Regions from separate parts of the Mus musculus genome. Here all the other regions are linked to region 4. A link is a loop called in an ENCODE intact Hi-C map of the cell type or tissue named here. Cell type or tissue: heart. All regions are shown on one strand. Each heading gives the region's core, and the rest is flanking DNA. Links, peaks and the distances in the headings are about the cores only.

Region 1 (5,889 bases), core at 373-5,372, 420 kb before region 4:
AGCCATTGAGGGAAAAAGCGCAGCAGCAGAAAACCACGCCCTATCCAGCACCTCTGGAGGTGCTGTTAGCTTCTTCATCAGCCCACACAGAATTTCTCCTTACCTTTATATGGATGCCATGTTTTCTTTTAATCAGTGGTTCTCAACCTTCCTAATGCTGCAACCCTTTAATACAGTTCCTCATGTTGTGGTGACCCCCGGTCATAAAATTATCTTTGTTGCTACTTCATGAATCCTGCTGCTGTATGGATCATAATGTAAATATGTTGAGAACCACTGTTTTTAACTACACACACACACACACACATAGACACACACAGACACACACACACATAGACACACATACACAGACACACACACACAGAGACACACTCACACGCTTCGGGACTATTAGAATGTAGCTGCATGCCCGTGATTCCTTTGTTCTCACCTGGGTTCCTGAATTTCCATCCCGTTTACATTTTTCTAGAAATATTCATGATAAAATTAGAATACTGTAAAGCCATCTCTTTGTGGGCAGGCCACAAAATTGGGTTTCTCATCTCGTCTCTTAGGCCAGAGATTGATGTTGGGTTTAGCTTTACGTCACTCACATAATCTGATTTCACCCCGTTGCTCTTTCCTGTGTCCCCAGTCCCTCATCTTGTGTAATCTTGTCATCTTTCCGCACATGTCTAGCCCCCGAGGACAGCAGGAGGCAGGCCTTTGTGCTCTCTGGCGTGGTCTGTGAGCCTCTGCAGGTTTTGTTCATCTGTGTATTTCATTTCCTGGGAGTGTGTTGTGTAAGGACTTCTCAGCAGAACGGTTGACTCCTTCCTTTGTGTGTTCATTCTTAGCACTGTCTAATTTAGTATATCATTTCTGTTTATGTATTTTCTTTATACTTATTTATAATTTGTTTGTGAGTAACATAGGCTTCCTGAACGACTCAAATGCATTCTTTTTTATTATAGCAATTAAATTCCCTGTTTAGGAGCAGTTTTAAGTCCACTTTGGTTTTTCTTTGCATGGAACTAGAAAGCTCCCATTGTTTCTTCAACATTTCGCCATCTCCTTGAGACTTTGCATTAAATTCCTATAGTGTTTACATATCTTTTGTTTTTTCTTTGATTTCTTATTTAGATAACTGTTTTAATGCATATTTGTCATAGATAGCCATAGAGTTAATTTTGTATTGCATATTTAGAATTTGAGGTTAGGAATCTTTTTTGAAAACTATAAAAGCTTTGGTTTTATATTAGAAAAGTTGTAACAGAAGTCACAAAATATGTAAGGTTGTCAGGAAAGACCTTCCTTTGTAAGTCAGATCTATTTTAAGTTTATGTTAATATGTATGCACACTGTGTATTTAAGGTGCTTGTAGCTGAGTGAGCTAGAACTCACGGAGCTGTTGGACCCTCATAGACACTCCTAACCCTCCGTGCCAGGTTGTCATTACTAGCAGATTGCTCCTTTTTTCCTTTTCTCTGAACTTTAGGTTTAGTGTTCTCTCCGTGGGCTCACAGGCACCGCTGGGTAAATGAACTGAAACCTTCCCAGAGCATGTTCCCAGCATCTTCCACCCTGGCTCTGGAGCTAATTGCTGTTTTGGGGTGATGCTCGCCACTGTCTGCTTTGGAGCCTTGAGCTACTCGCTGCAGTGAATGACCCTGGCTTGAAAATGTCCCTTTGCCAAAGGGACATTAAGTTATAAGCGATGAAAGACGTTAAGCAATCATTTGGGGCCCCTGTTAGGCTTAAGAGAATTCTAAATTTTTTGTCCTGACAAAGCTATAAAAATGGGCTTTGATTCACTTGATAACGCCAATGTTGAAACTAATCAAACTGTTTTTAGACCTACGTGAGAAGCCAGGACAAACAGTTTGCAGCAGCCACTATTCAGACCATAGGCAGATGTGCAACCAGCATTAGCGAGGTCACCGACACATGCCTCAACGGCCTGGTCTGCCTGCTGTCCAACAGGGATGGTGAGTTCATAGGTTCACTTTATTTTTATATGGTTCATAATTGTATATTCTCAGTAAGTCCTATAGCTGTAATCTATTATATTATCTTTTCGGGTTTTTCTATATATCAGTATTTTCTCAGTAAGTAGCAGCTTTATTCTTGATTTGCAGGAAAATTTATTTCAAAAAATAAATGAGATAATTAATAGATTTTGTTTTGCTCCCATTAAGACAATTTATCTTACTCATTCACTAAGCACTGCTTCATACCCTTTCTGCAAAGGTTCTCTGTGACTGTTTCCTAGTCATGCGTGGAAGTCGGGTATAACAGTGGTTCGCCTGCAGAGGGTGCTAGAAGCAGGCAAATGACTTTACAGCTTGGCACAGTGATGGACCCTCAGCCTTTCAGCCTTCCAGAAGTGTACCCAGTGCCTTCTCACTGAAGGCGAGCTACACTTAGCCATCATTGTGCCAGAGGTTCATGTGTACCCTAATTATTTGTTTTCAGAAACAGGATAGCAAAATATATTGTCCTGAGTTACCGTGCTCTGTACTGAAGTGCCGGTGCATGGTTTGCAAATAAGATGAACCATTTAAAGAAAAACAAGTTAACTTCTCACATTTAGAAGATTTTAGTATAGTTGTACAGTGGATTAAAATGCAGGTTTGCTTAGAAAAGGTAAAAGCTGCATAAAATTGTTGAAATTATTGACTTTGTAATATAAACTACATTATGTGTAGTACAGATATGCATGAGAAAGCACCCATGAAGCCAAACTTAACAGAAGCTGATTATGTCTTACATTTTACTTGAAGAATAACTTTTTACTACAATGATTACTTTATCTGTAGAATGCCATAGGTCCCCATGTGGAGGTATTTCTAGAAATTGCTATGCTGTGGTAAGTTCTTCCAATGGGGAGCCCATGATAAACTGAAACCAAGCAAACAGTAAAACAAAATTAATTCCTGGATAACACTGATCTGATTAGATATTTTCTTTATTTACATTTCAAATGTTATCCCAAAAGTTCCCTATACCCTCTCCCTCCATAGTTCCACCTACAAACGTTTGATTTGCTAGAATATCTTCCTATGTAGATGTTAAATGCAAATTCTTCCAAATTAAAAAAGAAAGAAATTTCTAAAATATTTACTTGTGCAGGTAAATAAGAAAGGATAGCATGTGTTCCACCATACAGGTGACTGTGAGCATCCACTTCTGTATTTGCCAGGCACTGGCATAGCCTCACATGAGACAGCTATATCAGTGTTCCTTCAGCACAGGGTCCCCAATGGAGGAGCTAGAGAAAGTACCCAAGGAGCTGAAGGGGTCTGCAACCCTATAGGAGGAACAACAATATCAACTAACTAGTAACCCCAGAGCTCATGTCTCTAGCTGCAGATATATATAGGCAGAAAATGGCCTAGTTGGCTATCATTGGGAAGAGAGGCCCCTTGCTCTTGCAAACTTTATATGCCCCAGTACAGGGGAACGCCAGGGCCAAGAAGTGGGAGTCGGTGGGTAGGGGAGCAGAGTTGGGGGAGGGTATAGGGAACTTTTGGGATAGCATTTGAAATGTAAATAAAGAAAATGTCTAATAAAATAAAAAAAGAAAGAAACAATAGCATGATAAATGGCGCCTATGGTGTCTGGTTCACTTAGAACAGTAACATCTTTTGTCTCTGTTTTGAGTCATACTTTTAAGTATGACTTTTCATTTTTATGTGTCTTTGATAATGACTTTCTTTGGTCGCATAAGGTTTGCTAATGTAATAGTTGATTTAAGATCTCTTTGTATAAAAAAACTATCAGAGATTAGTGAAAACATGACAGTCTTTTTATTTTTACACATAAAAACTGAATAATTTATTGTAACTATAGTTGTGATATTAACAATACCAATGACAGATAGGAATGTACTGACAGTCTTTTTAAATACAAAGCATAGCACAAATGTCTGCCTACCTATTTTTTTGGTCCTTTTTTCTGATGAGAAATATTTATATTAATTTTAAAGTAATTATTTCTGCCACATACTGCTTATTTTTTAAAAGTTTATTTTCTTTGATTTCAAAGAATCTTTCAAAGCAGACTTGGCTTGCCATAAAATAGCCCATTATCGGTGTGAAAGATTAATTTGAAAAACAGATTTCTTAAGGTTCTTCAGTTTGAGAAATTCACATTTCAATTGACTTAGGATAATTTAATTGCCTGTGGTAGTTTATTTTAGGTAACGCGTTAACGGAATTTGTTTGTCTGAATAACCTTGTTGGCACCTACTATAATGTAAAGGAATTAGATAGAGGATTAGTTTTCATTTTTGTTTAGTTTTTTATAATTCAGTAAGCATTTAGTGAGAGTTTGAATCTGTAGAGATATTTAATAAATGTTGAGTAGATTAATAGGATATTCATTTAGCTTGTGAAAGTCTGTGCCTTTATGGCACTCACAGTCTGATGGAAGCACCAGTAAAATAAAATAAATATGTTTTAGTTTCCCCATCTACTCCTTTCTCGATTGCTGGTTATTTGTGTCTATGTAAAACCAGACTGCCTGCTTGGACGTTACTGCTCGCTTGGGTAGTTAGCCAGCCTGCCTCTACTGATTCCTTACCTGTAAGTGAGGGGACAGTGGACAGGAGCAGGTATAGTGTATGTTTTGCTGAGGACAGGAGGGAAACTTGAAAAGGCCAAGAACACAAGTAGCATTTGCTTATAGTTACAGAATATTCTAGAGTTCAAAGGTGCTTAGCGTGACTCCTGGACAAAATCATACAACTCTACTCTGCTTCCTCATTCGTCTTTAAAGTCTTAAGATAAAAGTGAAAATAAAGTGTTTTTGTAAATTAAAGCCTTAATATTAAATATTAATTCCCTAATATATATGCATATATATTTACTCGTGAATAGGTATAATAATTTTATTTATATTCTTAAGGGGTAATATATTTCAAAGAAAAATTTAACAGTACAAATTGTGACATTTTGTGTAGTATTAAACCTTTGAAGTGTGTGCTAGGGGATTGTCTAATGTCTCTGTTGCTCTTAATGTTTTTAAAAGCAAAGTTTACATAAAGACAGGATGTACTCTTTTGGGGGGCATCTGTGGCATTAATAATAGTTTATACGGCCTGGGGAAATTCTTCAGTCAGTAAGTACTTGCCATACAAGGAGACTATGAGTTCAGATCCCGTCTCCCGTAAAGGCCGGGCAAGATGGCCTGTGTCTGCTCCAGTGCGGGAGTGATGTTGGAAGGATGCCTGCGGCTTGCTGGCTGGGCAGTGTTGGGCCAGTGAGTTCAGTAAGAGACCCTATCTCAAACAGTGCGGAAAATGACCAAGACGTGCAGTCAGTCTTGGCTTCTGCCCTCTGCAAGTATGCACAACGCATACATAGCACATCGCCAGACTGTCACAGTTCTGCATCAACACACGTGCACACGAAAATAATAGCTCATGGTAGTTATTCTGTAAGGTCAGATGCTCAGACACTAGGATGCCGCGTCCCTGCTGGTGCTACCACAAAGGAGACGAGACTGCTGCAGCCACTCCTTACGAAAGCTCGCTTTCCAAACCCCAGCTTGTGAATCAGCTTCCTACTCACTTCCAGAGCAATTGTATTCAATAAAGTGCCTTTGAGAAACAGGTGGCACACTTAAAGAGAATCACTGAAAGCTATGAACAAGGTATAGGCGGGGTTAGAGCACAGGGTAAGATAGCCTCTGACCCCTGTTGGCTCTGAGAAGCCACAAGGCGGCCTGGCTAATGCGTCCGCATGCAGAGCCCTCTGAGGGTACCAAGTCGGGCGAGTAGGTAGATGGGTTTACAGCACACGTGGAAGCGATCAGCTCATGGTCACTCATTTGGCCCTGAGGTGAATGCTGTTTCTATGGTGATTCCATTCCTGTTACTCCTGGTTGTTGCTGCTGGTGTTTCTGGAT
Region 2 (5,889 bases), core at 359-5,358, 160 kb before region 4:
TTCCACAATGCAGCTAACAGAATCTCTGTACATAGACACCTGCCCTCGCAGAGAGAGGTGCATGCGCACACTCCTGTTGTAAATATCCAGTTTATGCGCATCCCCACCCGCTGAGGGAGACCCAGATTGCAAGACTGCTCTGCACTCAGAAGCCAAGCCTGCAGCCATCGAGAAGAGTGGCTATCTGGAAGCTAGGAAGTGGGGGACTGGGGGAGATAGGACAATAAAATAGGGCACTAAGCAGAGTGGTTTCCTTCTATAACCCACGGTTGTCCTTGAGGCTTGTTGGTAGTGATGCTGCCACAGGCCGAGTTTCCTACAACTGGATGCTTAAGGAGATTTTGCAGGGCCAAGCTGGAGAGAAGCAGATGAGTGTGTGTGTGTGTGTGTGTGTGTGTGTGTGTGTGTGTGTGTGTGTGTGCCCGGGTGGGTATCCAGTCGCCCACAGACTGGCTTTGCAAAGGGTTGGTAAGAGGCATTGTTCCTAACCGGGCGCGGCTTCACCAGGGGCTGAGATGTGCACGCTGACCTTACCGCGGACCTGGCCTGCAGACAGCTGGCTGCGAAGAAGGAAGCCCTTTGCCCTCGAGCCCTGGTTTCCCTACTCGCCCTCCCCGACCCCCTCTGGGCCAGCGGGCGCCCGCGCCTTACTAATTGCTCGGCTCCCTTCATGCACACATCTCCACTAATTTTACATTTCTCATTCTGCGGGTAGCTGGAAAGCGGCTCAGGGAATACGGTTCCTTCTCTTAGCTACCGCATGAATACAGTGAGTGGTGGCCGTCCAAGCCTCCCTGGCTGGGGGCTTTGGTAAATTAGCAGCTTGGCTGTATAATCAGGCATTCGCCATTGAGGCCACAGTACTGTACCCGCTAACCAGGTGAGATTTCATCATCTAATGGGTTGGGAGGTGTGACCGAGCTGCTAAGTTAGCAATTAAACTTCGCAAGTATCGTTCGATTGTTTTTTTTTTTTTTTTTTTTTTTTTGGACAGGCCACTGCAACGTTACCCCAGCTATTGAAAGAAAAGAAATCCCTTTCCAGAATATATACACAGACGGAAATGATTTTTGTGAAATCCATGGAATGATATAAAGGAAGTATCATGTCTAAACACACCGTTTGGATTCTGTATTCTATAAAATACAGGCTATATAGTTACAGAGTTCTAAATCTGCAGTGGGGGGAGGGGTGGTAGCTAGTTGCTGCAAAGGCAGGGAGGGACTGTGTGCAAAATATTAGATAACATCTAATCTAGGATAGAAAAAAAATCTAGGAAATCAGAGATTCGTCCCTTTTGGGCCTATCGTTTAGATTTATTATTGTACCAAGAACTGGTATCAAAGCAAAAGGGCAAACGGTCTCATAGAAGCCCCCCCCCCCCAGTAGGCAGCTCCTCTGGCTCCTGAGGCCTAAAGCTTTGCCATCTCCTTCTGAAGCTCCAAGGTGTATCCATGTAAGATGGGAAAATGGTTGGTGTGAATTAGAAGGCTCAGGTTCCCAGAAACAATAAACACTCTTGCGCTGGGGACAACACCCTGCGTATGTAGGTATGTGGGTCTGTGTAAGAGAGAAAACAGCACAAGACCTGGCTTCTCCCGAGCCCTAAGAGCTTAAATGGAAACATAACAGAAAATATTATTAGCTTTATCTGCTGACACTAGGGACACGGGTTAAAGTATTTTTCATTTAATTTGATAGTGAATAAGGCACTTACAGTACTTGATGATCTATTGATCAAATAGAAATGAGGTGCCAGCAACACCTCCTTATTTAATCCCCATTCCCACGATTAAAAAACCAAGTGAATTTAGGAAAAAAAAAAAACAATTTGCTCAGTAAGTGTTGTGTTATATAAAGAATAGAAAGAGACCCGTTCTTCCAACCTATAAATCTCTCCTTGGGCTAATATGATTGACTACAGGGCACGTGAACCCCCGCTGAACTGTAAACAGTGTTTTAATGGACAGTAATGGCCCTATGATTTTTAGCTATTGTTCCAAAATGACTACCATGTTTATTGCCATCATTAAAAATGAATTAAAGAGTTATGAAACTCCTCAATAATGAGAACTCCGGCAGTTTATAAGCCCTGTTCTGCTCTTCTCAGTTCACTTAACGGGCTGCATCTGCCCAGAGTGGTGCGGGCTGGGTGACACCCACCAGAGACCACAGTTTAGGGAACCCGGGTGTCCAGAACCTTTCTTTTGTCTGATGAGGGCCCGGAGAACTAAGAGAGAGGGAAGGAAAAGAGGCGGTGATGGGATGAGAGGGAACCCAGAAAGCTCTGCCCTTTCGGGTGTTCCCGGTGAGGAGGTGTGGTGATGGATGACTGTAGGAGCCGGGGACTGGGAGGGGACAAGATTCGCTTCCCTGCAGCAAAATGGCCTCGGTCAGGGTGGTGGTAGGGGTACGGATGGGATCCCGGGGTTGGGGTGGGGGTGACCAGAGGCGTGTTCCTAGCCCTAACCCGGCCGAGGAAGGCGCTGTGGGACCCTGTTAGGGCAGGCTGCAGACCCAGGCGGGGTTGCCTGGTCACTGCCCTGTAGTTCCGCGTGGTGGCGGCCACTGCACCTCCCCGAAGCCGGGGGAGTCGCTGGGGACCGCGCAGGAAAAAGGCTCAGCAAAGTTGCTCGCAGCCGGGGCACTGTTCTCCGAGGGGTCTCTGGCTGGAGTCTGCACGTTTCTCTTTGCATTAGCAAAGCCCAAAGTCATCCAGTTTGCGCTAATCACCACAATTAGTCCTGAATTATCACCGGACTCTGACAGACGTTCCTTGTAACTCTCTTTTATTTCCAACAGCCCTAATCAGCCGCTCTCATTACAAACGCTGATTAAACTGCAAATTATCCAGCAGCGGCCCTGTTCCCGTCTACCAGCAGCTCGTTCAATATCAATTAGGGCCGAACGGCAAAGCCTGCAGCCTCCCAGAGCCTCCAACTGCCTGATAGTGGCACTTATTAGTTTGGAAAACTAGGAAAATACTAATAATCAACAACCAAGGGGAAAGAGGAGGCGACAGAACAAAAGGACGGCAGCAACGCAGCCGTAGGGGCGAGCGCGAGCCGGGTGCTGCGGGCCCAGGTGCGCACCCAGCCGTGCGCGGTGCAGGAAAGGGACCGCTTCGCTGGGAGCGCTGGGTCCCCAGAGCAGCCGGCCGGGTGTGCAGACCGCCAGGGCTATTCACTAAGGCATTGGCTTCGGCTCGCCGAGGACGCTTTTTTGCAAATAATAATCGGATTTGGCTATTTAAAAAAAAAAATCAAAACTTCTAGAACCGCCCTTCATCGAGTGCTCCTGCAATCCGTTTCCAATAAGCTGTTTAGGTTGGTACTTAAAAAACATTGACCTTGTCCCGTAAATAAAGTGGGAGCTGATGACAGTTGATTTTATTTACCTATTCTGTCAAATTAGATTTCCATGGCAAAACGCTGCTCGCATAGGCTGCAGAAAGTGCAGCCCCGCGGCCCCTCCTCGCCTCTGGGGCTGAGGTGTAAAGACAAAGCTACTCCGCGCCTCCTTCCGCGCTACCAGCCTGTGTTCTGCATACCCCCTCCCCCTTTCGCCAGCAGCACCGGTTCCCCACCGGAGAAACTGTTCCCACCCCTCAAAGGCAACCAGGATCTGCTAAGGGGCAGCAATTGTAGATAGGTCCTGGAGGGTTTTTTGGTCACCTAGAGATACTGCAGGCTGGGGCCTAACTGCCATCCCCCGGGCAGGGGCAGGGGCAGGGGCAGGGGCAGGGGCAGGGGCAGGGGCAGGGGCAGGGGCAGGGGCAGGGGCAGGGGCAGGGGCAGGGGCAGGGGCAGGGGCAGGGGCAGGGGCAGGGGCAGGGGCAGGGGCAGGGGCAGGGGCAGGGGCAGGGGCAGGGGCAGGGGCAGGGTCTCTAGAGGCTGTTCTTTCCAACTACTTGAGATACCCGCCCCTTCCCCGCCTCCAAATCGAAAACAGAACAAGAAGAAACTAACTAAAATAAAAACAGGAAGAGACTAGATTGCTTATTTCTCTCTAGATTTGAGGAGTCATACATCACGCAGAATGTGGGTGCCTTTGTCTACACCAAAAAAAAAAAAAAAAACCACCAAAAAAACAAACAAAAACCCTACTTATTTATTCACTGTGGGGCTGAGCACCTTTGACATAAGAGTTCCCTATTAGAGACTGCTTACAATGGCCACCAGGCTTCTGTCTGTTCAATGAAAAGCCCTCGGTTCCTTTTTTTGGCTTTTTCTTGGAGGAACCTTGTTACAATTACACTTCAGAATTAAAACTCAGGCAAGGAGAAGGTTTGCTTCCTTCTTTGAACCTGATCACATCTTTTTCCCCTTTTTGCATTGACTGCCAGGAAGCTCAAAGTTCTATCCCTCACACAAACCTGCTCTGTGAGAAAAATGAGCCTTCCTTGTTTCTTAAAGGCCCAGGTTTTGCCTTTTGGTGGGACAGCACACATCTTCTGGACACTGATGATCTTACCTCAAGATGAGCCACACTTTGAGAAATATAGCACTTTTGCAATTGAAAATACGTGGCTTTTTTTTTTTTTAAGAGCCTTTACAAACTTACCACATATATTTATTTCTGGCAGCTTGTTATCCAAATTATGGGAGAAATTAATAGATTTTTAAATATTTCTGCTTTTTTCCCCATTACTGGTACTGGTACCTGTATTCTCTATAAACTGACAACCATCCCCCTAGGCCAGGATGTCATCTTCTGCCCACATTTCTAAAGTAAGATCCTGGGCAAGTTCTCCCAACAACCAGGCGTTAGTGTCCCCAGAGCCACTCCTGGTATGATCTTCTGGGGCTCCTCCGTTTCCTGTGTAACCCAAAGGCCATTTTCTACAAATTGTGTTCTCTTGACACTTTAGAATGTCTGCTCAGAAGCTAATTTTTCACTTGCTGTTGTGAGCTTGCATATATTCTCAAACTTATCCTATTTAAGAACATGGTATGGAGGTTGACTGAGGATGCAGCTCAGTGGGTAAGGTGCAGAGCAACCATGCACAAAGCCCTGGGGCTGATTTCCAGAAGGCATGAAGAAAGCAAGCTGGTTCTCAAATCTACCAGTGGACTGCTAAGCTGCCCCTTATGCCATTGGGTTGTTGCCAGGTTGGGGGCTACATGGTGGCACACACAGAAGTTTCCGGTCATCCTCTAGCCATAGTGAATTTGAGGCCAGAGTATAGAAACTCTGTCTCAAAACATCAAATAAAAACATACAGTGTGTCAGGTACTTGCTAAAATGTTCTTGTTGCCTCTTCTAACCAGGCAGCCACTGCATGACATAGGCACTGTTGTTGTTGTTGTAAGACTTAGAAAGTAAAGGGCATTTGACTTCCCCAGCTTCTGAGAAGAATGAATTATCCTTTCTGTTCTGCCTTCTCTTCTACTTCCTAGAGTGGGAAATTGGGATAAACATTTGGAGTACCTGATTTTCCAAATCTATAATCTTACCTCAATACACATACGACCCCAAATAACATGGCTTTGATAATGAGACTTTCTACTCTCAAAGCCACATCAAAACAGACTGTTGGTTCTCCCCTTTCTTACTGGGAAGGAGAAGGACCTCCCTCGGGTCGTTCCTCCTGTAGTTAAGCTGACCTGACAGTCACTAGTAGCTGTCCCTGTGCCTAAGGAAGAAAACACAGTTCTCTGAGATCCCCTTCTATAATACAATAGCCTGGGACTCTCAGAACAAAGGACCCCCAGGGACATGAGTAAAACTATTTGCACCTACTCCCATATTTTGGAAAGCAGACTTCTTAACCGAATGATGCCCCCAGCGAGCTTTGCTCAAATTCCTTGATAGAGAGGCTAGCTGGAAAAGCAGGGAGGGGGCACATAAGGGTGTTACATTGTCTGTAATAGATGAAAACATTCCCTT
Region 3 (5,889 bases), core at 376-5,375, 490 kb before region 4:
TCTCCAGTGTATCGTCCTGTCTGTATGGCCGTTCTGTGGTGTAAGCCCAGGCAGCCCTGGGTAAGAGAGTTGATAGTTGCTCTTCTCTCCAGGGTGCTCTCTGAAGCCTCTCCCTCCCAGGTGACATTCCTCTTGCTTTCTTAGACTCTTGGCCTGTGGAAATGTGCCAGCTCCTTGAAGGGAGTGTGCTGACAACTTTGTGTACCTATGGGTGGTTTCTTCCTCTTTGATTTTGCTCAAGTTTCAGTCACTCTTGTGGCTGGATTTCAGTATTTGTCACTTCAGTCACAATAATTGCCTCTCTGGTTCTGTTCTTCCCAGGGGACAATGCACTGAGGGAACCAACTGATGTGGAGGGATGGCGGCCTCTAAGTCCTGTCTGTATCTGTCCTGTGTGCGCTTCCCTATGGCTTTAAAAATGGCTGTTTTCTGTGGCAGTTTACAAGGTGGTTTCATGACAGGAATTGGAGATCCTTATACTACATCAGTGTCCGTGTTTTAGCAGTGTGTTTCTCTCCTGCCCCTCCTGCTCCCTCTCTTGAAAGGCCCTATCTGGTCACAGCCCTGTTTCTCTGTAGAGTGCGACCACTCTCAGGCTGCGTCCCTGTTCTCTTCTGCAGTCTGTCCTTTTGTTTCACTTCCATCATGTGCTGCCTTCTGACATAATCTGCTCCTCAAGTGCATTTATTTTTGTTTTTATTTATTTGAATATAATTTCAGGAGGGATTCCCCCCCTCCAACCTCGTTTTTCTTTTGTGTGTCACCAGTGCAAATGGGACATAATGGAGGCAGGCCCTTCAAGATGGAAGCCAGTGTTCATTTGTCTCAATCTAGAGGCGTGCTCTGAAGGATTCATGAGATTGTACACTGGCTTTTTAAATGAAGATATTGTTGTCCTGTGTGGGAGAAGTTTTAATAAAAAGCAGGGATAAGGGAGTGCCTGTAACGTGTTCTCCTTTAGTCCTGTACACAGTATTGTAGAGAAAATTCTGTCTGTGCCTGGTTGATTGTGGCTTGAGAGGCGATGGTGGGTGACTGGCTGGTTAAGATTCCATCAGTTGTAGCTGGAGTTTTGCGTTTTTACCTTTTTGTATGTGGTAAGTGAAGGACACATGCCTGAAGCTGTGCAAGGCTCTGACCCTAGGAAGGGGAGGCAGACTGCAAGCATCACCAGGCCCTGTGCTGTTCCACAAGCATGTCAGGAAGGCCCGGAGCCTTGGCTGTAGCACTGCACCCTGCTCTAGTTCCCAGCCCCTCTGCAAATCCAGTCACATTTGCCATTTGCCATGGGGAGTTGTGTATTCCTCTTAGGAGTTTTTCAAAGCCCAGGTTTGAGAGTTTTCTGGCAATCTTGGGAAATGTCCTGTCCTCCCTGCCCCCATTTTAATATCTCCTATTGTGGTACAACTCTGAAGGAAGTCACAGTCCCTCAGCACTTGTGCCACGTCCTCATTTTTAGATTTAAGTCTCAGGTGTTGCTCTTAGTGGTGCACAGCTCTTGAACTGTTTTGAGGGAAGGTAATTGTGTAGAGCGACTTGGTGATGATTACTGGTACATATTTCAAAAGACGTAGGGAAAAAGGCTTGGAATATTTTTAACACAGAGCAAGTGGATGCTCGAGGGGCCAGCGAGTTGGTAAAAATCCTTATAGCACAAGCCCAGGGATCTGAAGGGGAGAAGCAACTTCTGAAAGGTGTCCTTTGACCTCACCCGTGCATGCGCAGACACACACCGTAAAGGAGGTGTTCACAGAGGTAGCTACATCAATGTCTTTACCCTGTAATCCCAGCTTTAGAGAGGCAGAGGCATGAAGATCTCCAGTTCCAGGCCACCCTGGCCTGTGTGGTGACAGTGTTTCACAGACTGATGACAGCTAAGACCCGGATGAGTATTACGAAGTTGTTGTAGATATACTGAATCTGCCATGGAAGGACCACTTAGTCTGTGTGCAGAGGGCACACACATATTGCCAGCTGCTCTATAGCTGCTTTATAGCTGCTTTATAGCTGCTAGAATGACCTCTGCTTGTATGAAGTTTTAGAAAATACAGGGTCAGAGTGGTAGCAACCCATCACGATGTTGGGGAGTGAGAATCTGGCTGTAAAGGTTGTGGGCAAGGTTGGAGGGAGTGTCCTGTGGTTGATGTAGCTAGTGATTGCAGGATTTTACCCATGTTTGAAAACTGAACAAAGTATACTCTTAGAATTGGAGAATGTTATAATAAGTCACACCACAGTAAGGCTGACAAGTTAATTGTGTGAGCTCTGCTCTCAAACTGCTAAAGAGCTTTTCTTTCTTTGAAAAATTCCAGTCTGTCATGGATGAACACTTCTATAAAATTCAATAAAAATAAATTACTAGAAAAATACAGTGGAAAAAGTATGTACAATACCACCCCATTTTTATTGGATTCAATAAACATAAAATTATACTGTCAAATTACTCTTCCAACTTTCCAAGTATGTGACTTTGAGTGCCTCCATGTGTCTAGGTAGTACTTTGAGTGGCACTGATGAGCATGGTGCCTGCTGGATTTCAGTTTCCTCTTTGTTTATACTGCTTTACAATGAGTGGAGGAAGAGAAGGAGGGGTCAGGAGTAGTGTTGTAATAAGTTCTGGGTTTCAGATTTATGAAAAAGAAAGTCCACCGATACTCTACCTCCCTCCCAGGTTGTCCTGCGTGACTCGTCCCATGTTGCTTTGGGCAGTATTCTGGTTTATTCTGGTAGAGTACAAGCGCCTTTCCCAGTCCAAATGAGGTTTGCTTTAGCTTTTCAGCAATGCATTTCTTGTTCCTTGAAACTTTTAGGCTTATTTTGAATGGGATAGAACAGTTATACCATTTAACACCACAAGATGTCACTTATGTAAAAATAAAGTCAGTTCCCTCAGATTGAGGGTAAGTGAAGAAGCAGGGAAAGAAAAGGAAGCCTGCGTTTGAAGCAGATAACACATGGTGTTTCAAATACTGCTAATTCAACGTTATTTCAAACAAGTACCTTGAATTTATAAACATTTCTTAATTTCTAAGTGTCATGTAGTAACACATGGTCCTGGTCAGTTTTGAGTACACACTCTGAAGGCATTGACTTAGGAGCAGGAAGAGACAGTGCATCCGAGACTGACAAGAAGGTGTCAGCTCTTTTAATCCTTCCTGTTTTGGTGACAAGCAAAGGGGCATTGGGGAAGGCACTATCTGGGAAGTCATAGTGACAGATTGGGGCTTGGGGAAGTTGGGCACTGCCTCTGGCTGAAGTAGAGCTTATTTCTGTTCCCTTGGACCTGAGAGTTAGTAGCTCTTCCCTGGGGCAGCACCAAAGGCATCCTGATTTCTCGGTTTTAGTTTTAGAGAACAGGACAGGACATAGGGTGGCTGAAAAGAGGTCCTTGTTTGCACGAATGTAGCAGGGACTAGCCAGGCTTCCGTTAGGACCGAGCAAGGTGATGTCTGGGTGAGTGGTAGACAGGTCCTAAAATTGATATTTCTTCTTCCTCATTGTCCATTTCTCTCTCCAGGTAACACTGGCGAGGAAAGTTCTGGAACATTCTTAGGGAAAAGGAAAGTGAAACCAAGGAGAAAGGCTTCCCCTTTTCTGGCATTTGGGTGTCTAATCATTTCTTCTTAGTTCCTATCTATTTCTGTTTTGTGTGTGTGTTTCCTCAACAGGAATACAATTTAAAATGTTTCTTTTAGGTTTTAGTATTTCCACTTAGTATCATTATGTAAAACGAAGGAACAGGACAAAGTAGGAGGAGGAGTGGCTTGAGATGCCCTGTTCCCCACCCACATCACCACAGCCTTCTATTTGTCTCTGAGTTTTGAAGAGCCTGAGATGTTAGAAAAGGGGATTCTAAGTTTACTACAGTGAGATTTATAGTAAATCTTCAGAGACAGTTTTTCTTTTAAAATATCTATTTCATTTTGTGTGCATGAATGTTTCTCCTGAGTGTGTGTTTGTACCATGCGTGAGCCTGGTGCCCTCAGAGGTCAGATCCTTAGGACCTGGAGTTACAGATGGCTGTGGGTGGTGGGAATAGAATCCCTGTCCCATTGGAAGAACAGTGAGTGATCGTAACCAAAGAGGCATCTCGCCAGCCCCAAACATTTGTTTACTTATTTGTTTGGGGTGGGGCACGCGTGATCTGTAGTGTGCATATGGGGGTCAGAAGTCGGCCTTCTGGAGTCAATTCTCACCTTCTCGTGAGTGCTGTGCTGAGTGTGTGCTCCAGGGTGCCTGACCACAAGCTTCTGCAAGATCCCCCTCTCTGCCTCTGTCTCACCATGGAGTGCTAGGATTGTAGATGCACGCCATCCCTGCCAGCTTCTTATGTGGGCTCTGGGGATTGACCCTGGCTATCAGGGCTGCATGTGTCATGCCTTCACCCTCATCGAATGCCCAAACCATCTCCTCAGCCTCGCAGTTTTTATACATAGTTATTTCTACTATCTAGTTAACATAAAATACTGGTTATATTTTAGTTGGATTTTTAAAAAAGATTTATTTATTATTATATGTAAGTACACTGTAGCTGTCTTCAGACACACTAGAAGAGGGCGTCAGATCTTGTTACAGATGGTTGTGAGCTACCATGTGGTTGCTGGGATTTGAACTCCGGACCTTTGGAAGAGCAGTCGGGTACTCTTACCCACTGAGCCATCTCACCAGCCCTTAGTTGGATGTTTTAATTACTGTAGTTTTTTTTTTTTTGTCTCCTGCAAATGGTCACTACTATATTTAATATACCATTTGAAAAGTAAAAGTAAACTTTTTTCATAATAATTCGCCTTGCCTGTATTCTCTCTGGGGAAAAGTAAAGTGTGTAGTGTTTCTTTTTTAATTGTTTTGGTATGAGGATAGTTTTTTTTTTTTTTTTTAACATTTAAACCCTGCATTAGTTGTCCTAGGTTACAGACACTGGGTGAATTAACCAACACAAACTTTTGAAGGTGGCAAATCAAGCTGTCAGGAGCCTTGTCATCAAGGCCTCTCTTCTGGTTTGCTGTGTCCCTGCCTGATCATTTCTTGCTGTGTGTGTTCTTATTCTCATCCCTTCTTAAAACATAGTTATGACTGGCATACGGCCCACCCACAGGTCCTCACGTTAACTCTGTCACTTCAACAAAGGCTTAACTTCAGGGTGAACCTCACGCTCATTTCTTCTTCTTCTTCTTCTTCTTCTTCTTCTTCTTCTTCTTCTTCTTCTTCTTCTTCTTCTTCTTCTTCTCCTTCTTCTTTTTGGTTATTTTTAAAAGATATATTTTATATATTAGTCGGGGCTCTTTAGAGGAACAGAGCTTATAGAGTGAGTCTATATGTATATTTAGAAAGGGCATGTATTAGAACAGTTTACAGGCTGTGGTCTACCTAGTCCAACAGTGGCTGTCTATCAAGGGAAGATCCAATAATCCAGCAGTTGTTCAGTCTTTAAGGCTGGATGTCTCAGTTGGTCTTCAGTATACATCAGAATTCTGAAGAAGTAGGCTCTAATGCCAGGAATGGATTTGCCAGCTATGTGATAGCAAGTAGGCAAAGAGTGAAAACTTCCCTCTTCCATGGTCTCTATGTAGGCTGCCAGCAGAAGGTGGGGTTTCTTTTTATTTTATTTTTTATTATTTATTTTTTATTTTTTTAAAGATTTATTTATTATTATACATAAAGTACACTGTAGCTGTCTTCAGACACCCCAGAAGAGGGCATCAGATCTCATTACGGGTGGTTGTAAGCCACCATGTGTTTGGTGGGATTTGAACTCAGTACCTTTGGAAGAGCAGTCAGTGCTCTTGCCTGCTGAGCCATCTCACCAGCCCAGAAGGTAGGTTTTCTTGCATCCAAAGGTCTGGATTAAAAGTATATCTTCCTATTTTAAATAATTTAATTAAGAAAACA
Region 4 (5,889 bases), core at 489-5,488:
GTGATGACAAGTACTCCAAAGAACAACTTCAAAGGAGAGAGGATTTTATTTTAGTTCCTGGTCTCAAAGGTTCCCACTCATAGACAGTTTGTCCTTCACTGTGGGTCTGACACGGGGAGAGGAATATCAAGGAGGCAAGAGTATTGTAGAGCAGAGCTGCAGGGCTCACAAGAGCTGGGGGCAGGGTAGGGGTGGGCAGAGAGAGGGCCCACCCTCAAAGGTCACTCCCTTCCTCCCAGCTTTTCATCTGGGCCTCTAGCATCTCTAAGTGCTGGTCACATTCAGGGCAGGTCACTGCCCTGCCAGATACACAGAGAACTGTGCGTCACTACTCTATGCTGTCCTCAGTCCTATCAAAGTGATAGTTAAACTCAACTTCCTTCTCTGCTCACTCTGCTTGATCCACCTTCTGCCACCACCACCACCACACACACACACACACACACACACACACACACACATCTTTCAGTGTGAAAACTGAGGAAGAGTTAAGGAAGGAAGGGTCATCAGTGAGGCTCCTGTTCAGCGTGGGAGTTTTGTCTGCCCCAGAGCAGGAGAGCACGGTTGTGTGCTTTAACTAGTTCATGTAAACACAACAGTTCTCCAGTTTCCTTTGAGTTAAATAAGATCCTGTGGCCTAATTCTCACCAATGTCTTGTGAGAGGAAAAGAACTAATTTTGAGCTGTCTCCTCAAAAGAAAGGACCAAGAATCGCTTTTCAGCAACTTTCCCAGCTACCACCTTAGTCCACAGGGCAAGCATCCCCGAAGGCGGAGCATCAGTAAATTGACAACGTCCCTCTTACATAGTTTTGGACTGCTGTTTACTTGGACCGCTATGTGAGAGAAATAACATTTTGTCTGCCCTAAGCCACTCCACTTTGGGATCTCCATTACAGCAGCTTAACTGTGCCCCGCCTAACAGAGAGCCCCTCTCCCTCCTGCATCTGTGGTTCTCAGGGAGGGAGACATGTGAAAGAAAAATGTCTACGAAAAGTCAACATCATTCCGAATGGGTGACTTGGGGGACCTCTCAGAAATGAAGGGGTTGGTGAATAAATCCACATGCTAAAGCACCCAGGGGTGAGGGGCGGGGGTGGGGAGAACTGTCCCTGAGCAGAAATGGCTGTTTCCATATGTTAGCAACTCGGGAAGGCAGGAGAGACGGAGAAGACCCCCCTGCTTCTGGCTTTCAGGCTCTAGTGTGGAAAATGCCTTTGGGGAGTGAATGAGAGAATTAGTGTAAGCTGTGGATTTGGGGCTTTAGTGGGCTTAAGGCAGACTTTAATCACCCTCAATCCCTGTGGCCCCAGGGTGGGAATGTTAATCTAATTCACTTGCACTGCCACCCAGGGTAAGGGCTGCTTATTCATGAGCCACCATTGTGTAAGGGGCCATGCCAGCTGCCCAGGACCTATTTCTAGGGGGCAGAAGCTGTCCACCCACAAAGCAGGCTTCCTGACAATACTCTGGAATGCAGAAAACCCTAATAGAGGTTTGGATTTAAAACCAACCCATATTTGTTGAGGGTGGAAGAGTCTTTAAGATGGCAGTGCTTTGGGGAAGACTCTTTCCAGCTTGTCATTACCAGTTATGGCCAAGAACTTATCTCGGTGACACGTCTCACCTTGTGGCCCTTTATAGAATGAGAACATTCTATAAAAGATATTCCATTAACTAGTAGCACTGAAGAGAGCTACTATCTTCCTGGGACACCAGATTTCTGGCTAGAAACACATTATTGATGGAGAAAGTTAAAAGAGTACCCTGAAGCAAATGGAGGGGCCCAGGGTGCAGCTCAAGAAGAGTCCATGCTGAGGGCAAAGGGGACCCTGGCTTTATAAAGAGGCATGTGTTGAAGGCTTGGTCTATACACTGAGGAAACCTGAAAGGTGGCAAAACTTTCAGGAGTCAGAGCCTAACTGAAGAAAACCAGGTCTTTTTGCTAGCAGGGCAGTGGCCTTGCTGGGGTTCCTGGGACCCAGGGCCTTCTCCCTGCTAGCTTCCTGGCCACCACGAGGAGAGCAGTCTCCATCTGCCATGCACTCTCCTGCTGGGTCATGGCTGCTTCCAAGGGAGCAATTGTCTGATGAACAGAATCCACCATAGCAGAAAACTCTATGTAGGCCATGCCCATTTGAAAGCCTGGCCAGAAGTAACATCTGTCCATCTCTCTAACACAGGACCTAGCACATAGTAGGGCAAATAAGAAAAGGTGTCAGCTGCTGAGAGTCACAGTGTATGGATACTGTTCCTTTCCTTGTCCAACACTGCAACCCCAGAGAAGGCTAATAATCCAATTAGAAACAAATACTGACGTCCAGCTGCCTGTGGTGGCCCACGACTTTAAAACAAGCACGCAGGAGGCAGAGGCAGGTGGATCTCTGTGAACTGGAGGCCAGCCTGGTGTACACAGGGAGTTCCAGGCCAGCAAGGGCTACAAAGTGAGACCCTGGCTCAGAAAAACCAAATAAAAATAAAAGGAAAGCAAACAAACAAATAAACAAATGAGGCCTCACCATACCCAGGCATCCGGGAGTGTGTATATATACCTTGACTAAGAAAGGAATTCAGGGCCCCTGAGCTATGGACCAGAAAGATCAGAGGAACCCAGGTGAGAAAGTTTTGAGTTAAAATGGTGTTGTGACTTTCTCTAGACTTCAATCAAGTTTGGAAAATGCCATGGGGAGAGTAAGTTCCAAGGCCTTCCAGGCCAGGCTGAGGCTCTGAGCTTGGGTGTGGCACCTGCCTCTGAGGGAACTCTGGTGGTGTCGCCCCCCACCCCTACCCCGGGAGGCGACTCCACCTGCTCGCAGAAGTCCGGTCTGATCCTGCCTCACACCGGCGGCGCCGAGCAGAGGCCCCTCGCTGCCATCCGCTCACCCAGCCTGCTGTCCTCCATGTAGTCTGGGGAAAGGAGACCGGAGCAGGCGCACGTGGGCGCGGGGACGTGGCTGCAGCTTGGCTCTCCGCGGGCCGCCAAGGACCCGGCTGGGCTACAGAGCCGCGGCCACGGGAGGAGACCGTGCGGCGGGCGCAGCGCCCCCTGGAGGCCGGGCGGGGTGGGGCGGGGTGGCAGAGCCCAGTGGCCGCTTTGCAGGGCGGGCCGGGCCTGCTGGGGACTTGGGCTATTTTGTGACTGCACCATCCACCCAAGCCTCATTACCACCTCTTAATGAGACCCCTTTACTCCGTGACGTGCAACCGCTCCATCTCATTAAGGAAATCGCTCTTCAATGCTGATTATTTTATTTGCAGCCATAATTATATTTCTTTCGGCTAAATCACGGTTTAATCGAGCCCACATGGAGGGCAGCAGCACTAATTACGGCGGGGGATGCGGCGGCGGCGGCGGGCGCGGGCCAGCCGGGGCGGCGGGGGTGCCGGGCGGCGGGCGCGGCCGCGGGGCGGCGGGCGGGGAGGGGCGCCGGCGGGGGGCGGGGGCCCGGGCTCAAACACAACAACTTATTACTTCTAATTCCCCAACTGTCACCAAATCACCTGCACGAAACAAGAATCTAATTTGTTAAGCTGGCATGTCTGCAGATGGAAGATCGATCTTCACTGTAGATTTCTCTAATTGAGTGAATATAGACGCCCGGAATTAGCTGCACTCGGGCTGCTGGGAGGGGACAAGGGACAGGGAAAGGGGGCCGGCAGGGGAAAGTGTGTGTGTGTGTGTGGGGGGGGGGGGTAGTGGAGAAGAGAGGGAAGGAAAAGAGAAAAAGAGAGGCAGGAGACACGGGTCAAAGAGGAGGGAGAATAGAAAGGATGAAAAGCGTGCAGGACGGAAAAAGAGGAAAGGGAGCGAAGGAAGAGGGGAGAAAAGAAAGCAAGAATGGAGGGAAAGTGGAAGAAAGAGAAAAATACTACTTGCAGAAGGCTAATTACCTATAGATTCCTGCCCCGCCCCCATCTCACCCAGCCAAGTGTAAAGTGACTGGCAAAGCCAAGACCCTTGTCATTCTGAGCCGGGACCAACTCCTTAGGAAAAGAGAGAGGTTGTGATGGAGAAGCCGGGGCGGGGGAAGTGGGTGGCAAGAATGCTGGCTTCTGGAAGAAATGGCTTACAGAATTACATTTGTTTTTCTTGTGATTTTATTAAAAGTCACTCCTCATCTCCAGAATGCGTGAAAATATCTACTTTCCACTCAGATACACCGCATTAACTTGTTGGAGGCAAATTTGTTTGTTTGTCTATTTTATTTATTTGCTACATAAGATTGATGCAGTCTTATTAGCGCTATATCTAGTTATAGAAAGAGTATAAGGATGAGACTTTTTTCCTTCTTATTCCAATTACTAGCCTTGTCACCTAACTGAATAACGGATACACGATTATTTATCCTAAGTAAATAGAGATGAGAAAAGCAACGAACTTAACACATGCAACAAAACCCGTGTGCCACTTATTATGTTCCGGGTGGCTAATTGGGCCCATTAAAATAACAGGGCAAACAGCAATGCCAGGGAAGCTAGGATAAACAGTACAGCCACAAGGCAGGAACTGATTCGTCATTGTCTGGTGTGGTTGTTTCTGCACTGAGGGCCTCTGAGCGGCAGTGGGCAGAAGGGGAAGACTAGAGAAAGAAGCAAGCTAGGGTCTTGGCGGTTCAGCTCTTGAAGAATCACGCAGGGGGACTGTCTGGAAGATCTGCTTTTAGTTTGCAAAAGCAAACGTGTGCAAACGTATTCAAAGAAAAACTATCTATCTATCCATCCATCAATCCACCATCCATCCATCACTTCCTGTATTGCCTCAAGCTCCCGGGTTATGACATTAGTTTGAGCCAGGTTTCTTGCTTCTGAGCGCCACTGGCAAACGCGGGCCCTGTAGGTGACCAAGCAATGGACCTGCAGTGCACTGCTCACAAAAGCGCATACACAAGTGCACAGGTCATGTATGAAACCCTGCTCTCAGTGTTGGAAGAAGAAAAAAGAATATTGAGAGCTTGGGTCTGTAGTCAAGGTTTTTGTTTTTGTTTTCCTTTAGATTAAGTCGGCTCTGTTTGGAGACAATACAGGCTAAGTGCGTCTTGACCTCAGGTCTCTCAGCTCCGGAGTTACGGAGGTCTTGAGGTTTGAGCTAGGCCCGTGCCTGTTTGACTAAGAATTACAGATGCTTCTCTCTGCCCTGAAGAGGCCCCACCAGAAGAGGAAGGAGTTTTTGCAGTGGACCGGCAGGGGCATTCAACCGAATCCTCCTTGGCTGTGGTCTCTGGCTGGCGACTCCTAGAGTTATCTCAGGCAGAGGAGTGTGGAAGCGCCCTTTGCTCTCTCAGCTCCTGTTCTACCTACCCACTCCGGTGAACGAGCCGCCGCTGGAGCAGTCTGAAATTCCGGGATGGTCATGTGATTGAAGGACCCTTACCAGAACAGGATGGACACTGAGATTTGGGGAAGCACCACTTCGGGCTTTTGAGGTTGATCTGAGAAATCCTGGTCACCATTGTTGCAAATGTTTTGGGTCTGGTTCTCCCTCCCTGCATTCCCCCCCCCCCCCCCGCACCTCCTTTGCGTCCCCTCCCTGCGTTTTAATCTTTTCTTCCATTCTGAAGTGCGCCTGAGCGATGCGATCTGATGTACAGTTGCTTTTGGGTTATTGCATATCTGGAAAAGTAAACAGGAGTGTTCAAGTCACTTGATTTGTTTTCAGTAAGCAAATAATACCCCAAAGCATGGCTGTAATTTACCACGAATTAAAATTGATTCTTTTCATCAGGCAAGAAAATAGGAAAATGTGAGATCGTTAATTATTGAGGGAGGCGCTTCTCATTAAAGGGAACAATGTTACAATTCAGCATCTAATAGCAGGAATGTGAATAATAACGCGCCATATTTCAGCCCACTGTCTGCACAGAAAAGAGCTGTTTACAAACAACACAAGCAG
Region 5 (5,889 bases), core at 340-5,339, 310 kb before region 4:
TGGACTACACTTTCTACCTCCCCTCTAGGAGCCTGTTTTGCTTTGAGTCTGGTTACAGGTCTAGAAGAAACTATTGGTGGGCCGTGAGCAGACTCTGCAAAATTAATTTCCTCATGTGGGGAAGGCATTATTTCAAGAGGTGGGGCTGAGGGTACTACTTCCTCAGGTGGGGCAAACCCTTGAGAATCTGAGGATTCAAAATTCTCAGCTTCAACATGGTCTTCCCACACATCCCCATCCCATGTTGTAGGATCCCATTCTTTGCCAATTAGAGCCCTTACTTTAACTGTCGACACACTCTGAGGCTGAGACTTGAATTTTCGCTGTAGTTCAGCCAACCTTACAATGAGAGTTTCTGTTTGATTTTCTGCAACTTGAGCTCTATTGCTACAAGAGAGAAGATTCTCCTCAAGGACACACTTAGCAACTTTTAGATCGTTTACTTGTGTCTGGAGCCTTTCGATTTTATCACACAACTCCTTCCTTTCATTCATCATTTTTTCCACAGATACTAAGAGCAGCCAGCCAGTAAAATCATTTTTCGATTTTTTCCCCATCTTGTAGAAAGCTTTGTGCACTGAATCACCTAATTCATTAAGAAAATCAAGGGCATTAGCTTCTTTAAGTTCGGAATATAGTTTCAACCATGGGTCTTCAAAATTCTCTGAGCTCCCAGGAGGGAGAGAATCTGGAGAGGTTTCAATAGTTGAAAGTGCTGGTGGATCAACAAGCCAATTCCAGAATTTTAAAAGATTCATCCTTGTACTTCTGTTACTCTAGAACCACTCCTGGTACCAACTTCTGTATTAGTCAGGGTTCTCTAGAGTCACAGAACTTATGGATAGTCTCTAAATAGTAAAGGAATTTATTGATGACTTACAGTCGGCAGCCCAATTCCCAACAATTGTTCAGTCGCAGCTGTGAATGGAAGTCCAAGGATCTAGCAGTTACTCAGTCTCACGCAGCAAGCAGGCGAAGGAGCAATAGCAAGAGCTAGACTCCCTTCTTCCAATGTCCTTATATTGTCTCCAGCAGAAGGTGGAGCCCAGATTAAAGGTGTGTTCCTTAACTCGGAGATTCAATCTTCTGGAATCCATAGCCACTATGGCTCAAGATCTTCAAACCAAGATCCAGATAAGGATCTCCAAGCCTCCAGATAAGGGTCACTGGTGAGCCTTCCAATTCCGGATTGTAGTTCATTCCAAATATTGTCAAGTTGACAACCAGGAATAGCCACTACACCATCCTAAAAACATTTTCTTATACCTAAACAATTTAAGCTTATAGCAAGATTCTTTTGACTATCTAGACTTCAACCCCACCAGAGACCTGAGAAGGAGTAAATATTACCTGTGTGTGCAGGAAGCACAGGGACGCAGCTTCCAAAAATTATAGAAATGACAGAGACAGCCAATTGCCTGGACAGTCCCAATATTCTCTGTAATGTTGGAGCATCTATCTTCAGCCTTCTGGCCCAGAACATCTGACAGACCTTGTGTGAAGCAGGAATTATGAAGGACTCGCTTACCCTGTATTGGCAGAACTTGGCAGTCAACTTCCCTGTGTTCATTTGTTCTTTTTGGACACGATGTCTGCAGTTGAAACATGCCTAGCTTGCCACAATTAAAGCAACTCGATATGGAGGTTATTGATAGTCATTATCGTCTTTTGAGTGGAGTGGGGGTACTGTTAGGAGCAGACCTGTCTCAATGTCAAAAAGCCTTAATTTAATAAAAAATTTTTTTAAAAAGCATGTTTCAATGCCATGTTCTGTGAGTCTCTGAGATTTGTGAAGACCATCTATTCATAGCATATGTGAACAAGCAAATATTGCCTGTCTCCAACTACCTATTATCTGTACAACACAGGATGCATATGTCTGTGATAATCCAGACTAGTATCTGACAAGACCAGGAGTTTGATTAACTTAATGTTATTTTGTGTTATTTAATTATCCTAAACAATTTTTAAAGGATTGGGACTCAACATTATATTATTAAATGAGTTGCATAAGTATAATACCTATATAAGAGTTGAAACATATATATGTATATATACATACACACATATATATAATGTTGTAACAAAATTAATCTTGCTTTGTATCAATATATAAAGATTTATACCAATACAAACCTTAAACCTATATCAATATACAAAATTCTGTACCAATGTAACAAAAATAGCCTCAATTTTGCATTAAAATATAAAGATCTTTGCCAATGTAAGATTATGACTATAAAATATTTTAAATTTAGAAGATTTAACAGTCCTCCCCTATTTGTCTAATATTTTATAATATTTCTATGATCTTCCTTTTTTACCCCCGCTCTCTAAGAGAAAGAAAGAAAGAAAGAAAGAAAGAAAGAAAGAAAGAAAGAGAAAGGAAGGAAGGAAGGAAAAGAAGAAAAGAAAAGGGAAAGGAAAAAGAAAAGGAGAGAAAGAAGAGGAAAGACAAGATAGAAATCCCTGAGTCTAAGCTCTCTATTTTGTTTCTTCCCTGTCTAAGACCATAATTACTTGTAAATCATCCCCTAAGACAACAATATATTTATTACTCAAAAGTGACCAAAACCATCCACCCCAATTTAAGCGATTAGGATGACAGTCTTCTTGTAATTGCTTCCTATTGAATTGGGGTGGGGGGGGGGGAAGGAAAATTAGAAAAAAAAATCATTAGTCTTTAAGAAAGCTAGCTATAGTATTTGTTGTCTAGTCTCTGTATGTTGAGAAATTGGAGGCGTAAATAAAGTCCCAGTTAGAACAGTCTGGAAGGCTAGACCAAGTGAGCTAGCTGTTGTGACGTTGTCCCAGAAGTGAGTCTTTAGAGGAAACAGTTTAAATGTAACTGAGGTAGGATCAAGGCAGGGACTGGAAAAGTGGGTCTCAGCATCTCAGCATCCGGAGAGTGAGTGTTGTCAGGGCTGCATTTTTGGTGGTTTTTTCTGCAGGTTTCAGTTTGGGTTTTTCCTTGCTTAGTGTGGTATGCTGTGGTGTGTTTTGTTTGTTTTGCAATACAGGCTTGCCTATAGCCTAGCCTGGCCTGGAACTTGCCCCAGCCTCCCAGATGCTGAGATTATAGGTGTGAGCCACCACATCTGGCTCCAGGGTACTGTTTTTGTTTATTGTTTTCTTTTCTCATAGAACCTCTAGGAGATTTAAATTCCATGTGATTTTTGAGGATTGTAATGCAAGCAATTTTTGCTTAGCCTGTGACATTGGCTGTCTCCATGCACACATTTCAGAAGCTCCAAGACTACTTCCAATCCCAATTTAATCTGTCCTGAAACGAGGGTTTATATAAACATTTTTTGATGCAATGGTATCTGACTGGGTCTCTTCTCCAATAAGATACCTTTTGAGTCCAACAGAGCTGAGAGTTGGGAAACAGGCTAATGACCGGTGCTCCTTCTGCTGGCGAGTGGTTGTCCACTAGAGGGCAGCACTGCTTTTGGATCTACTTGGGAACCCTACTGGCTCTAGGAACAGCATCTCATTTGAAAACAAACTTGGACCTCAGTTAATTTTACACATAATGACAAGCTAAATATTCCAGGCATAACCAGACTGCACAGCTGATTTTTTTCCCTCTAAAACATTCTGTATTTAAGTTTTGTTTAATTTCTCTTTTAGTTAGGTAATACTCTATAATGCTCAAGTTTACTAAGAATAAATAGATGTTTTCATATTTTTAAAAAACGAGAAGAAAAGAATCCCTCTGGGATGACAGTTTTGTCAGGGATCAAAGAAAGGGGCTTTCCTTTTGGCTTCTGTTGTTAACTCTGTCTCGTCCACACCCCACCAAGCAGGCAGACCAGACGTGCTGTAGGAGGGTGGCATCGTGTTTCCCTTAGGAAACACTTCAATTTTAGCTTTTTTTTTATACAAAGACTAGATCACTAGGCTGACAGTTGGGATGGTTTTTATCTACATCCTAATGGAAGTTTGGTTTTCTTACCTTTTTTTTTTTCTTCACCTATTTGCTAGAGAGATTCTTTCCCAGTGTTCCAGGTCAATTTTTTAAAAAACTTGTCTTGGATAAATTCTCTAAGTCTTAATCTCTTGTTAATGTCTCCCTTCCTGTTGTTGTATAATGGACTGAACTTTAAATGCCACTTAATAGCCAGCCAAATAGAACTCTGCACCATGCAGAGCCTCTGTCCGTTGTCCGTCTGCAGCGCCCTAGTGTGTTAAGCCGAACCAGTAAAGATTTACAGTGTTGTGTCCTTGGGAAGATAATGTTCCGGACCAGACGGCTTCGGATTGATGTGTAGGGCCCTACTCAAGCCAGGCTTTCTTACACATAACGACTGTGCGGCTTCATTACACATTTGTCAACTTTGGACTAATTATTTTTATACAGCTAGGGCAGGGCAGTGCATCCTGTGATCGTCTTTCTTACTAATAGGATTCTGTCTGCTTCAGCAGGCAGTAATTGAAGGCTTCATGTATGAGTCGGGGAAAAAAAAGTTTTAGCCTGAGTGGGCCATTGTCACAGTTTCTGATAACCAGTAGAACAGAAAGCAGGAGGAAATTGAACTCAGAATAGAAAAATCAGAGAGCAGGAGACTATCCAAGAGAAGACAAAAGCTTGTCGCCAAGCTGTTGTTGGGTGCAAGGAGTCTGCCTCTGCATAAGGAGCTGGCGTTTGTGGGTGCCCCAGGCCAGCAGGCGCAACCTCTCAGAGCTACTCACATTCATGTGCTGGCGTATTCGCTTTACAGCAGGTGAACTGCAACACATCCTGTCTAGGGGGAGAAAGGGAACATTATAGTTTATAGCCAGCTTCTGACAGATTTAAATGAGTTGTAGACAATATATTTATTCCGAATTTATTATTATGTGACCGGTTTCATCATTCCTACAGTAGTTACAAAATAACTTTTTACAAGAGTGCAGCACTTTTTTCTCACTTGGGTCACAACATGAGCTTAGTTGGCCTTTTTCTTGAATCTTATGAATTCAACAAAGATTAAATGTCAACTGCTAGAGATAATGGACAAGACATTCAGTGAGATGGCATACGGATGCGACCTAGCGTTTCACTTGCCGGCTTGTCAACAGTGGGTGCTTCTGTTAGAATGGAATGAGCATCATCAGATGCCGTCCTTTCGTCACATGGGGCTGTTGTGCACAAGGTAGCTCTACCCTGCCTGAGTCTCCCTTGTCCTCACTTATGGTGCCCAGGTTATCTATCTCCCGAGTTCCCTCCCTGATACAGCTCCATCCAAAAGGATTTATAGTCCTTATGACTGGGGACTTGAAAGGACTAAGCAGATGATACTTAACGTTTTCAGTCTCTAAGAACAGGGATAAAAATAGGAAGGGGAATTAAGTCAGGACACCTTGACTTACAGACCATTCAAAGTAAGCACATAATTGTGCAAAGAGAAAATCTTCCTTCAGGATTCTGACATAATAACAGAATCGGAAAATTAGTCTGTTGACTGATAAAAGCAAATATTGAGTGTGTTTTTGCATCTATTGAAAGACTGCATATGACCTGTATTCATAATGCCTTAGTTTGAGTGCCTGCTCTGCCATGCACTCGCCCTGTGTCTCAGGCAAATGCCTCCAGTTCTGTGGCCTCAACCTCCTCATCTCTGTCAGTCCCCTGCCTCCATGGGTCAGATGGAATTGTGGGAATGGTTAGCACTCACCTCTGGTCACATGGTATAAACAGCTACTTTATAGCAGTCAGAACTTCTGCCTCCTGAAAAAAAAAAATGCCACTATAGGACCTTGTTTAAGACCAAGTACTGAGGACCTGATAACACCCATCAAATTTAGCATATATTCACAATTAAGGTCTCTAATGATTGTTTACTAACCAGTATTCTTTTTTATAACTATAATTTTAAAATATGCTAATATATATAGCTTATTCAG

What was found. Peaks named below come from ENCODE experiments on the same cell type or tissue, not always from the same donor. Only the 100,000 strongest peaks of a DNase experiment are listed, where the experiment ranks them.
Region 1: a loop joins it to region 4, with 2.3 times the contacts of the local background. A loop is called at or near these places in 3 of 42 quality-filtered maps.
Region 2: it touches region 4 in a loop (4-fold over the local background); 15 of 42 quality-filtered maps call a loop at or near these places.
Region 3: it touches region 4 in a loop (2.0-fold over the local background); 2 of 42 quality-filtered maps call a loop at or near these places.
Region 5: it touches region 4 in a loop (4-fold over the local background); 12 of 42 quality-filtered maps call a loop at or near these places.

The regions. Positions count from the first base shown.
Region 1 is chr13:94,449,119-94,455,007 of GRCm38, forward strand. Ap3b1 (adaptor-related protein complex 3, beta 1 subunit) reads left to right here. Exons shown (of 27, transcript NM_009680.3): 13 at 1,835-1,967. Among named protein-coding and RNA genes, the nearest start is that of Ap3b1, 93 kb to the left of the region's middle. In heart, for the core only: a CTCF peak has its summit at 2,285 (motif pointing right); no DNase peak of the experiment used is centred there.
Region 2 is chr13:94,707,440-94,713,328 of GRCm38, forward strand. No RefSeq gene overlaps it. Among named protein-coding and RNA genes, the nearest start is that of Gm32351, 7.5 kb to the left of the region's middle. In heart, for the core only: a CTCF peak has its summit at 2,552; no DNase peak of the experiment used is centred there; H3K4me3 peaks cover 1,671 bases; H3K27me3 peaks cover 3,691 bases.
Region 3 is chr13:94,379,035-94,384,923 of GRCm38, forward strand. The region is part of intron 1 of Ap3b1 (adaptor-related protein complex 3, beta 1 subunit); the gene reads left to right. Among named protein-coding and RNA genes, the nearest start is that of Ap3b1, 23 kb to the left of the region's middle. In heart, for the core only: a CTCF peak has its summit at 2,859 (motif pointing right); no DNase peak of the experiment used is centred there.
Region 4 is chr13:94,865,788-94,871,676 of GRCm38, forward strand. No RefSeq gene overlaps it. Among named protein-coding and RNA genes, the nearest start is that of Otp, 6.9 kb to the right of the region's middle. In heart, for the core only: a CTCF peak has its summit at 3,071 (motif pointing left); a DNase peak (open chromatin) is centred at 2,984; H3K4me3 peaks cover 1,235 bases; H3K27ac peaks cover 216 bases; H3K27me3 peaks cover 4,512 bases.
Region 5 is chr13:94,556,772-94,562,660 of GRCm38, forward strand. All of the region lies in intron 26 of Ap3b1 (adaptor-related protein complex 3, beta 1 subunit), which reads left to right. Among named protein-coding and RNA genes, the nearest start is that of Gm32305, 140 kb to the right of the region's middle. In heart, for the core only: a CTCF peak has its summit at 3,429 (motif pointing right); a DNase peak (open chromatin) is centred at 3,430.